Linked DNA regions of Homo sapiens: region 1 is linked to region 2. Evidence: read pairs that join two places in POLR2A ChIA-PET (ENCODE). Cell type or tissue: Panc1. All regions are shown on one strand. Links, peaks and the distances in the headings refer to the core of each region. The heading gives the core; the rest is flanking DNA. Region 1 overlaps CDK8 (cyclin dependent kinase 8). Region 2 has its middle 11 kb from the start of RNF6.

Region 1 (2,920 bases), core at 165-2,664, 150 kb before region 2:
GGTACATACAGCATGGGCCAAAAGTTGGAGGACTCTTCCCTGAAGACTTTGGCTTCAGAGGAAAGACCTGCGCCTTCTGGCATTTAGAGGTTACCCCAGGCAACGGTGGCTCTCTGCTGTATCACCCTAAAGTTCTCACTCTATAAGCCCCATGATTTATACAAAGTTCTCAAGCAGTTTTAGTAACCTGATTTTTAAATACAAAGAGACACTCAAGGGTCACCAAACAGTTGAAGAATGCTTGCTACATGGAAGGGAGAGATCAAAACATACAATGAAAAGAGTGACTGTAAAGAAAACACAGATAATTATTCTGGGAATACTGCAAAATACAAACAAATCAGCAATGTTATCATTGTCTTCACAGATAGTAGGCTTTTCTTTCTATTAAAAAATACAAGATACTATGAAAAAGTAATCAGAGAACAAGAAGAGGTTTTTAGAAATGGATATGACAAAGGCAGAAAAACATGAGAAAAAAGTAGTATAAAGGATTAATCCAAGAAATTTAACATCTGACGACACTGAGTTGAGGAAAGAGAGAAACAGAAAACATTGAGGAGGAAATCAAAGGACTACACAAGAGAATTTCCCACAGATACAAGATATGAACTTCAGATTGAGTGTGCCCACCAAGTGGTCAGCATATCACTGTGAAATACAAGGATGAGAAATCCTTTTTGTTTCTAGAAAGAAAAAACCCAGGTGATCTACCAATGACTGGGAACAAGACAGGCAGGAGACTTCATTAGCAATATTGACACTAGAAGGCAATGGAGGGGTGTCATCCAAGTTCTGAGAGGAAAATTCTTTTGTACCTAGAATTGTAAACCCTGGCAAGCTAGCAAGTATGATACCGACCAGCATTTTTCAGAAATACAAGAACTAGAAAATTTACCTCTAAGATACAGTTCCAAAGGAATTTACATGAGAACATACTGTAGCAAAATAAGAAATGAAATCATGAAATCCAGAAAGCAATAGATCTAACCCAGAGGAATAAAAAAGGGAAAAGGCAGGATGAAGTGGTAGAATATGCCTGGAGACCAACCAATCCAAAATAGAAAACCTCAGGATGCAGTTACCCAGTAAAGGAAAAGTGGGTTTAATACCATCCTGGAGGATACAGAACAAGTTAAGGAAACCATAAAGACACAAAATAAAGAAAAGAAGAAAGGTAAAGCACACACAAAAAAACTACTTGATGATAATGCAACCAAAGAGAATGAAGCAGAATCAGGTTTGAGTAATGGACAAGCGATGGTGAAAGGCCTAGCAGCTGAGCATTAAATGCACAACTTAAGTATAAACAACTGTGGGAACTATGGTTAGCAAACAAAACAATGTCAACATTGACAAAGTGATGAAGATATTACTAATTCTGCTTATAGATTGAGAGGTTGGTAGGGGAAGAAGTGTAAGAGCACTAATTTCCTCATTCTTTATAATAGGGAGGTAACTGATATTATCAAAAACAGAAAAGTGGATTAAAATGTCCTAAAGTGCTAAATTGTTTTTCATAATGTCTTTCCTTTAATTTTAGGGGGCTCTTTTAGAAGTTAGTATTTCTTTTGGTAAAAGAAACATTTGTCTTAAGTTAAAGGACTTCAAAATTGTAGTTTTATAAATTAAATATAAAATTTTAAATAGAATGCATAATATGATCCCATTTAATTACAAAGATTTTTGATATCTTTCTATGCAGAGAGAAGTATGTGGAATGATATACCCCTATTGCTACTGATAGTATTTCTAGGTAGTAGAATGTTGGGTTAGGCCTTGCTCTTACTTTTATTTTTTATTTATTTATATTTTTTGAGACAGTGTCTCCCCGTCGCCTAGGCTGGAGTAGAGTGGTGCGATCATGACTCATTGCAACCTTTGCCTACCAGGCTCAAGCGATCCTCCCAGCTCAGCCTCCCGAGTAGCTGGGACTACAGGTGCACACCACCATGCCCGGCTAATTTTTAAAAATTTTTGTAGAGACAACGTCTCACTATTTTGCCCAGGCTGGTCTCAAAACTACTGGACTCAAGTGATCCAGCTGCCTCCGCCTCCCAAAGTGCTTGGATTACAGGCATGAGCCATCACACTCAGTCTGCTCTTACTTTTATAATTTGCTATACTACTTAATTTAAAAATATATAGGAATGTGTGTCTTTTAAAGAAACTTTTAAAAACTCATGGAATTTTAATTAGTTCTACTCACCAATAGCTTTGGTATAATGCCTTGCTCCAAGAAGTAGTTCAGGGGCTCGGTACCAGAATGTAACAACCACTGGATCCAAATCTGCTAAAGGCTTCAAAGGTGAATTAAATAATCGGGCAAAGCCCATGTCAGCTGTAAAATAATAAAAAAAAAATCATGCTAAGTAAATGATTTTTACAAATCTAACCAATTAGTCTAATTTACCATCTTATTCAGTAAGATGAAAAATGTGCTCAATTCTAGGGGAAGAAACCCACAAAACATCCATTTTAGAAGTCTTACATAAAGCAAGTTTGAAAGCTCCATTCTCTTCAAATTACTGTTACCCAGTTCTTCAATGGGGTTATAGTCAAGCTCTGCTGCCTGAGGTCAGGGGTGACCTTGCTTCTCTGGGCAGATTTTTCTTTCCATGTGTCACCCCACCGTTAGGGACAGGGTTGTTGAGCTGCATTTCCATTCTTAGTACTGGTCACAAGCACCAGGAAATGGGATCAGTTAGAGTAAGGCTTTCCATTATTTCCATCAACAAGCCTGTTCACTGGTATAATTAATCAGAAGCTGACTATGCAATATTTTAACACCATTATTTCCCCTATTACTTGGGATGAATTTCACTAACTTAATTTTAAGGAATCACAGTATTTTTTTTAAAAGCTAGGTAAGACTTTAAAAGTCATCTGATTAAATCACCTCCTTCTCCAGATGAATATG
Region 2 (2,920 bases), core at 288-2,787:
CTACTAAAAATACAAAAATTAGCTGGGCCTGGTGGCATGCTCCTGTAATCCAAGCTATTCAGGAGGCTGAGGCAGGAGAATCGCTTGAACCCGGGAGGTGGAGGTTGCAGTAAGCCAAGATCATGCCACTGCATTCCAGCCTGAGTGACTGAGCAACACTCTGTCTCAAAAAAAAGATCAAATATTGCTGGGATTGCATTATCTCAAAGATTTTCTATTAAGACTAGCTCTACAGATGGTAGAGGACTCAGAAATGGTTGGCACCTAATTGAGAATGTGTATTTAATTAATTAGATGTTTTATCTAATAGGTCTGCTCTCCGACATTTCTCCACCTACTTTGCGCATCTGGATGGATCCTGTGGGAACCTGAAGAAGACCAAGTTGGACCATGTGCTCTTCCGCATACAGGTGGGGACACCACAGAAGTTCTGCACTGTGGCCCCACACTGCCTCGGGAGGTAGCACGGCCAGCTCTGCAGGGCTTGTGCACCAAAAGAGAAGCTAAAACTAGTTTGGTAACTTTTTTTTTTAAAAATAAATAGAGATGGGGGTCTCACTATGTTGCCCAGGCTGGTCTTGAACTTCTGGGCTGAAGTAATCCTCTCGCCTCGGCCTCCCAAAGTACTAGGATTACAGCTGTGAGCCACTGCTCCTAGTCCTGGTTTGGTAACTTTTTTTTTTTTTTTTTTGAGACAGAGTTTCGTTTTTGTCGCCCAGGCTGGAGTGCAGTGGCACAATCTCAGCTCACTGCAACCTCTGCCTACCGAGTTCAAGCAATTCTCCTGCCTCAGTTTCCCAAGTAGCTGGGATTACAGGCACCCACAACCATGCCTGGCTATGGCTATTTTTTTGTATTTTTAGTAGAGACAGGGTTTCACCATGTTGGCCAGGCTGGTCTTGAACTCCTAGCCTCAGGTGATGCGCCCACCTCGGCCTCCAAAAGTGCTGGGATTACAGGCATGAGCCACCCTGCCCGGCTCCTAGTTTGGTAACTTTTGACCTCCATTTAATGTACACAAGGCAGAGATAATTACTTTTGAAAGCTGAAAGCCAGGAAAGTTGAGGAGTGTCTGGGATCTTACCTGAAGCTATTTGAGACCACGGGAGTGTTCCCTGTGGGTCATACTCTCAGGGATGTTTGTGATCACTAAAGTGAAAAATTAGCTCAGGTCAATTATATTTATAAATATGACTTGATATTAAATGTCAGCTTATGACATCATGAGGGAAAAATGCACTTATCTCTCTACCTTTTACAATCACTTATTCATTTATTCCATATTTATTATCTGCCTACTACAAATACTGAGGCAGGCCCTGGAAATATCTAGAGGAGTAAGACGAAAAATCTACCACCATGGACATCATAGTCTTGTCCAGTGGTTCTCAATCTCAACTGCATATTAGAATAATCTGGGAGCTTTTTTTAAAAAAAATCACTGATGGCCGGGCACAGTGGCTTATGCCTGTAATCCCAGCACTTTGAGAGGCCAAGGTGGGTGGATCACCTGAGGTCAAGAGTTTGAGACCAGCCTGGGCGACATGATGAAACCCCATCTCTACTAAAAATACAAAAATTAACCGGGTATGGTGGCAGGCGCCTGTAATCCCAGCTACTTGGGAGGCTGAGGCAGGAGAATCGCTTGAACCTGGGAGGTGGAGGTTGCAGTGAGCCAAGATCACACCATTGCACCCAGCCTGGGCAACAAAAGCAAAACCCCATTTCAAAAAATAAATAAAAATTTAAAAATCACTGATGCCCAGGCCCCATACCTGACCAATCAATTCTGCATGTTTTGGGAATCAGGCCCATGCATCAGTAGTTTTAACAGCTCCTTAGAGGATCCTAATATGTAGCCAACATTGAAAACCACTGGGCTAGTAAATATTAAAGGGTTTAGGGTAGGGCTGCAAATATAATATAATCACCTGGGAAGTTAAAAGTGTATATTTGTGTATGTATGTGTGAGTACATATGTATCCTTTCCTATCCCTCCCCTCACCCTAAGGCATACTGAGATCCTTAGAGAGGGGAGTACTGTATGTATTTTGGAAAATTCCTTTCCTTAAACAAGTAGAAAGTAGAAAGGAAATTATAATACCATCTGATAAATGAAAGATACAGGTTACTGCAGGTTACTGTAAGATCACATAGACAGAAAACCTAGCCAAGGCCGATGAGGTCAGCGAATCTTGTCCAAAAGGAGCTATAAGAGCTATGACTCCTAAAAGAGTTAGCCAGGCAAAGGGAGATTGGGTAGGTTTTTCCAAATAAAAGGCCTAAGCTCAGGCTAGTCTTTGGCAAATTCTTGTTCAGCTCTTTCCCCTTCCCTGTTCTTCCTCCCTCCCTACTGAAAGGTCTCTCCTGAAGAGTACTTCATGATAAATCACTGACTCAGGCCCAGTTTCCAGGTAGTCCCAACTAAGATAGTTAGTGCCAGAGGAGTTTCAGGAAGCAGGATGGACTTCTGGAGTTGGATCATCTACTAGACAATGGATCATTAGACCTTGGTGGAGTATCATCAGTTCCCAGCCTACCTGCCCAGGCTGCCTTTCACCTGTGGTGGGCTGGAATATGATGCGGGTGAAAGGGAATGCAGTGGCTGGTGCTATGTCCCTGGCATTGTGGAGATATTGGAAAATAGTAATTGAAGGGACCGTAGAATTGGATGGCTGCTGCTGGTCACCGATTATGTGCTTAAGAGAGGAAATGACAGGCTCAGGTCAGCTAATCATGAATGAAAAGTGCAGTGTGAGAGACAGAGGGCCTGCTAGACAGCATTGCAAGAGACTCTCATCACCTGCAGCTGCAGGACAGCCCAACATTTTTCTGTAACAAAGAACTACAGTGAAGGCTTAATGTTCAGTCAAAGCAGATCTCCTTCATTAAAGGCAGAGCCCTGCAAGGGTAGGGTGGG

Evidence for each region. ChIA-PET counts read pairs that join two places held together with the same protein. Peaks named below come from ENCODE experiments on the same cell type or tissue, not always from the same donor. Only the 100,000 strongest peaks of a DNase experiment are listed, where the experiment ranks them.
Region 1: POLR2A ChIA-PET joins it to region 2 with 7 read pairs; 2 of 35 experiments call an interaction of 5 or more read pairs at or near these places.

What each region holds. Positions count from the first base shown.
Region 1 is chr13:26,384,632-26,387,551 of GRCh38, reverse strand. CDK8 (cyclin dependent kinase 8) reads right to left here. Exons shown (of 13, transcript NM_001260.3): 6 at 2,210-2,341. Among named protein-coding and RNA genes, the nearest start is that of CDK8, 130 kb to the right of the region's middle. In Panc1, for the core only: no CTCF peak of the experiment used is centred there; a DNase peak (open chromatin) is centred at 1,311.
Region 2 is chr13:26,231,730-26,234,649 of GRCh38, reverse strand. It overlaps the pseudogene THAP12P6. Among named protein-coding and RNA genes, the nearest start is that of RNF6, 11 kb to the right of the region's middle. In Panc1, for the core only: no CTCF peak of the experiment used is centred there; no DNase peak of the experiment used is centred there.